Regions from separate parts of the Mus musculus genome. Here region 2 is linked to region 1. The links are chromatin loops, found by intact Hi-C in ENCODE. Cell type or tissue: left cerebral cortex. All regions are shown on one strand. Each heading gives the region's core, and the rest is flanking DNA. Links, peaks and the distances in the headings are about the cores only.

The links. A loop is a pair of places that touch in the nucleus more often than their neighbours do. Peaks named below come from ENCODE experiments on the same cell type or tissue, not always from the same donor. Only the 100,000 strongest peaks of a DNase experiment are listed, where the experiment ranks them.
Region 2: it touches region 1 in a loop (5-fold over the local background); 15 of 42 quality-filtered maps call a loop at or near these places.

What each region holds. Positions count from the first base shown.
Region 1 is chr3:126,902,593-126,905,514 of GRCm38, reverse strand. No RefSeq gene overlaps it. Among named protein-coding and RNA genes, the nearest start is that of Gm25501, 100 kb to the left of the region's middle. In left cerebral cortex, for the core only: a CTCF peak has its summit at 1,777 (motif pointing right); a DNase peak (open chromatin) is centred at 1,808.
Region 2 is chr3:125,851,538-125,854,459 of GRCm38, reverse strand. No RefSeq gene overlaps it. Among named protein-coding and RNA genes, the nearest start is that of Gm40145, 46 kb to the left of the region's middle. In left cerebral cortex, for the core only: no CTCF peak of the experiment used is centred there; no DNase peak of the experiment used is centred there.

The sequences.
Region 1 (2,922 bases), core at 256-2,755:
AACTAACCAGTACCCCGGAGCTCTTGACTCAAGCTGCATATGTATCAAAAGATGGCCTAGTCAGCCATCACTGGAAAGAGAGGCCCATTGGACTTGCAAACTTTATATGCCCCAGTACAGGGGAACGCCAGGGCCAAAAAGGGGGAGTGGTTGGGTAGGGGAGTGGGGGTGGGTGGGTATGGGGGACTTTTGGTATAGCATTGGAAATGTAAATGAGCTAAATACCTAATAAAAAATGGAAAAAAAGAGAAGTAAATTAACCTTCAACAACAACAACAACAACAAAAATGTCCAACATCCAGAGAAATGCAAATCAAAATAACCCTGAGATTCCACCTCACACTGGTCAGAATGGTTAAAATCAAAAACTCAGGTGACAACAGATGATGATGAGGATGTGGAGAAAGAGGACCACTTCTCCATTGCTGGTGGAATTGCAAACTGGTACAACCACTCTGGAAATCAGTTTGGTGGGTCCTCAGAAAATTGGACATAGTACTACCCGAGGACCCAGCTATACCACTCCTGGACATATACCCAGAAGATGCTCCAACATGTAATAAGGACACATGCTCCACTATGTTCATAGCAGCCTTATTTATAATAGCGAGAAGCTGGAAAGAACCCAGATGTCCCTCAACAGAGGAATGGATACAGAAAATGTGGTACATTTACACAATAGAGTACTACTCAGCTATTAAAAACGATGTATTCATGAAATTCTTAAGCAAAAAAAAAAAAAAATCATCCTGAGGGAGGTAACCCAATTGCAAAAGAACACACATGGTATGCACTCACTGATAAGTGGATATTAGCCCAAAAAGGTCCAAATAACCTTTAAAGAAAACCAACATTAACACTGTAAGATAATCTTCACCCTCTTAATTTGGAAACAATTCCAAATTTCTTCACTCTTAGTAGGGGAAATGGGGTGCTCAAGTTCCTGTAGGTACACAGTACAAAAACAGTGCCTTTTATACTTAAATACACATAAAACCCTTTGACTCAGCAGCTCTATCTAAGAAATTCATTGATGTCACTATGTGAAATATACTATAGTATCTTTAAAATAATAGTGTAAAAACCCTTGTGATAGTTTTATATCTTTAATAGGATGTAGAATAGCATGTAGATTTAACTAGAAAATGTGTATTAGTAAGTGCTAGGGAAAATGTAGATGGTGTATGCATATTTTAAAATATATTTTACACTGTCACTGTGATTGATTGGTAAATCTGTTGTCATTTGTTCCCCATGGTTCTGTGGAAAAGGAGGCATTCCAGGTCATACGTAACCTCTGGTTAGATTTAATTCCTCTCTCCTTGCCTGCCCGCTTGCCTTCCTTCCTTCTTTCCTGTTTTCCTTTCTTTTCTCCCTCCCTCTCTCATTCCCTCCCTTCCCTCTTTCTCCCTGCTGTTCATCCCTATCACACGCTGTGATAGTATATGCTCCTTCTATTATATATATAAGTAAGCCTAAGTAGATAAGCACAGTTGATAAGGTATTATAAACCCATAACTAATATTTTAGTTTTAGACCAATATAGAGATTAGTCAAAAACAGAAAAACTTTGTAAATACATTTCCCCCAAATAGGAACGTGTGCTATATGAGTTGTATGAAAAGAACTTAAGCTAAAACACACATAGATAACAAGCATAGGGAGGAGTTTTAACTTTGGAGTCCAATCTATAAAGACCAATAAGATTGACTCACGTGAGCTCTGTCTCTGAAAATCTTTTTTTTTAAAATTGGTATAGATGAGGTTTTTCCCTGCCTCTACCACTAGAGGACAGCAGGCGATTGGACATCTGCAGAAGGTCCATGACTGCTTTTGTGACCAAATTGCCCACCACACACACAGGCTCACTTTTCTAGCTCACAGTTCTCTTTGTAAAATGTGGAGTGGATTGTTGACCTAGTAGCTCTAACATCTCTGTACACACACACACACACACACACACACACACACACAATTCACTTACACATTAACTATTAAAAATTTAATCAGAAAACCAACAACATTTTAACTCAAATCTGTAGAGATGGGCTATTCTCTCTCTCTCTCTCTCTTTTTTTTTTTTTTTTTTTTTTTTTTTTTGGTTTTTCGAGACAGGGTTTCTCTGTGTAGCCCTGGCTGTCCTGGAACTCACTTTGTAGACCAGGCTGGCCTCGAACTCAGAAATCTGCCTCTGCCTCCCGAGTGCTGGGATTAAAAGCGTGCGCCACCACGCCTGGCTTATTCTCTTTTTAATAAAAAGTGCATCACTAGGAATGAAGAGAAGGTTAAGTAAGACCCCTTGCTGACAAGTCTAACAATCAGAGTCCATTCTCAGACCCCACATGGTAGAAGGAGGGAACCAACACCTCAAACATGATTTCTGACCTCCACACGCACCACACACACACACACACACACACCTGGAGAGGAAGAAGGAGAGGGAGAAGGAGAGGGAGAGGAGAGAGGGAGGAGGAGGGGGAGGGAGAGGGAGAGGGGGAGGGAGAGGGGGAGGGAGGCAGTTATTGAGACCTTTCTGTCAGTCAGCTACTGGTTCAAGCACTTTGCTTATGTTGTTATTTGCACAGCAAGCAGGCAGTTTCTCACTTATAGAGGTAAGATGGGTAGGGTCAGAATAGCAGTGCCACATTGCCACAACTCTAGTCTTCTAGAAACTATCTCTCCAGTGATAAAAAGCCAACCCTAATGTCTAACAAATGATAATAATTATTTCTGTCTGTTGATTCCCTAGTTTTGCTTTTATAGAAAATTATTTTCTTGGGCACTTGTCAAGGAAGCACAGTCACTCTACATATTGGGTCTTCAGCAGTGCATTTTTTACTAAAAAGAGAAAATAACTCATCTCAACAGATTTGAGAATGTTGCATATGTAACATACCCTGTTACGTATGCAATATGTTCTTG
Region 2 (2,922 bases), core at 181-2,680, 1.1 Mb after region 1:
CTATTGCTTGCTGAGAATGATGGTGCCAATGTGAATGTATTCCTTCTATGTACATTTGTCTTCTTCATTACAGTACCAGTGAAAATGTAATCTACAACAACAAAATAACAACATGTACATTAGATTCCTGAGCCCAAATCACTCACGATTGAGATTCCTCTTTGCAATTGTTTAGAATGGTGGAATCATCAAGTCATCCAAGAAGAAAGATCCAGAAGGGATTCTGGAATACCAATGAGGATTATTGGGATAGAGCTTCAGATAAAGAATTGAAAACGTGCTGGACTACAAATGCCTGGCAATAAATAACCCACAATAACTGTATACACTGCACAATACCAGTAAACAATCCACAATGCTGGTAAACACCTTTCACCTTGGTTCCCCTAACCTTTTCCATCTCTACATCATTCTGCCTTTAAAAGAAAGTGATGTGTGTGCGTGTATGCACGTGCAGCTGGACACGTGCCACAAATGCATGTGAATGTGGATGTCATAGAATAACTAAATGTCCATCCTTGCCTTCTACTTTGTTTTGGACTGATGCTTCAGTAGCTGTGCTTGTGTGATAAACAAAAACCCTGTCATTGTTCACCTTTCACTTGCTCTCTGCTCCCTCCTTTCTTGAAGGGGAAATTAGTTGTCTCTCCTGCAATCTGTTGTCCTTGCACTCACAGGCTGACTTATCTAAACACAATTAATTGATCATGCTATCTCTTCTTTCTCAGTCATTTTGCAGCTCCTTTATAGGTGTGTAAGCCTTCATTCTGTGCTGCATAACTGCATCCTTAAAACCCTTTTTTCCTCTCACGGCTTCGCCATCATCTAAATGGACTATTTGCATCTTATGACAGTGCGCTCTTCAGTGATGGCAAGAGATGGCTTTATGTTTTCCCTCTTCTGAAAATCTCACTGCACTGGTCTCTTCACTTGTGTCATGTATCTCCTTTGCCCTTTTCTAAGCTGGAGCTTCCCACCTTGGACTCAGGGTTCTAAACATCACCTTTCAGAGAAAGATTTCTCAGTCTTTTAAGTCCTCTACTGTTCTCATGGCTATTCACCAGGCTTCTTTGTATATTCACTCCTCAGCTAATTACCTGTGTTATTGACTTTTTCACCTGCATCACTAGCACTCAGCACAATCATGAGACAAAACAAAAAACCAAAACCAAAAACAAAAATAAAAACAAAAAACACATAAAATCATCACATGAAAGAATAAAAGAAGCATTCTATTTCTTTTATTGTATTATTGCTCCCATATTAGCACATGTTGAGAAATGGGATTATAACTTCATGTATAAGTAAGCCCATATTTGTATGTGATAAAACGAAATATGTTTGTGTCATACCTCAACTCAAGGAAGACCCACTTGCTAGCTTTCTCTGGCTTTCTCTGGTTCTGTGCTCTTCTGTCTTCTTCTTCTTTGATTCATTACCACTTGGTTTTGTGTTGGTCTAGTTCATTGGTGTGCAATCAGCATCTGGCACAGAATAGGCTTTCAGCAGAAGCTGAGGGATTTATTACCTAATTAACCAGTTTCCTCTCAAGGAGGTTTGGGGAAGAATGGGTGAGGTTTTGCTAGTTTCCTGTCTTCATGGCAATCTTGATCTGTTAAGGAGAATCTTGTTTCTGAGGCACTTCAGTCCTCTGTTCCCTTTCTTCCTGGCTTCTCAATAGTATTTGGATGTTACTCATTAAGACCTGAATGTACTGTTTTTCTATACTTATTGTCACACATTCTAAATACTGTACACACAGTGATATAAACACCTACATATTCGTGTGTACATATGGTTGTCACTGAAGATGTTATTATAAAACATAAATCTGTATAAACCCATAAGTTTACCCCAATTGAAAACTTAAAATAATCCCAGCCTCGATCCCTGTGAAAGTCATCTAATTAATGTTTCTTAATCGATGTTTGCATGTTTGAAGGTTTCTTATGATTGATGTGTTAATACTGACATGTTATACATGAGTTTATAAATAGTGTAAGATTCACCATGGATTTTTAAATTTTTTTTATTAGATATTTTCTTCATTTACATTTCAAATGCTATCCCGAAAGTCCCCCATACCCTCCCCCCACCCCGCCCTGCTTCCCTACCCACCTACTTCCACTTCTTGGCCCCGGTGTTCCCCTGCACTGGGGCATAAAGTTTGCAATACCAAGGGGCCTCTCTTCCCAATGATGGCTGACTAGGCCATCTTCTGCTATATATGCAGTTAGAGTCTGATGAAGTCAACGGTGGATTCAAGATTAAAGGCAATGCCTCCCTCTCTCCCTGAATCTATCAGCAGCAAATGGTTCATTGGTGATGGTTAGGGCCTTAGTCTCTCCCAGCTAGCTGTTCATGGGCTCAACCTTGTGTCATTCTTGGCTTTAGCCAGAGAGTTCTTTCCACTGCACTGCAGTGCCTATGTAAGCTTCTGAGATCATTAGGTGCTCATGTCTAACCAAAACGTTTAGTCTGCCTTTCTGTAGCTCAGACAACTTGTAGAAGGCTCGATAGAATGCAAGACCTAAAGACGGGATAAGGTCTGCACTATGCTATTCTTACAAGCAGCTAGTACTAATGCAATCGTTTACTCTTATTCTCTCTCTCTCTCTCTCTCTCTCTCTCTCTCTCTCTCTCTCTCTCATTTCACTGATGCAATAAGTTATCTACATAGTAGAAACCATTGCACTGCTCTTCCCTCCAATTGGAATAACTTTCAAATCTTGTGAATTTCTTTAAATCTTCAGCACAGAGTAATGAATGATTCCTGCCCAGTGAGACCTTTCCTGATCACTCGGTTTTAACCAGCCTTTCCCACAGGTTACCCAATCGATCTTTCTTAATTTCTTCTTACCACTTAATAGCTAACCCTCAGGTATTCTTGTTTGAGTTTCTTTTTCATTTGTCTCACATGCC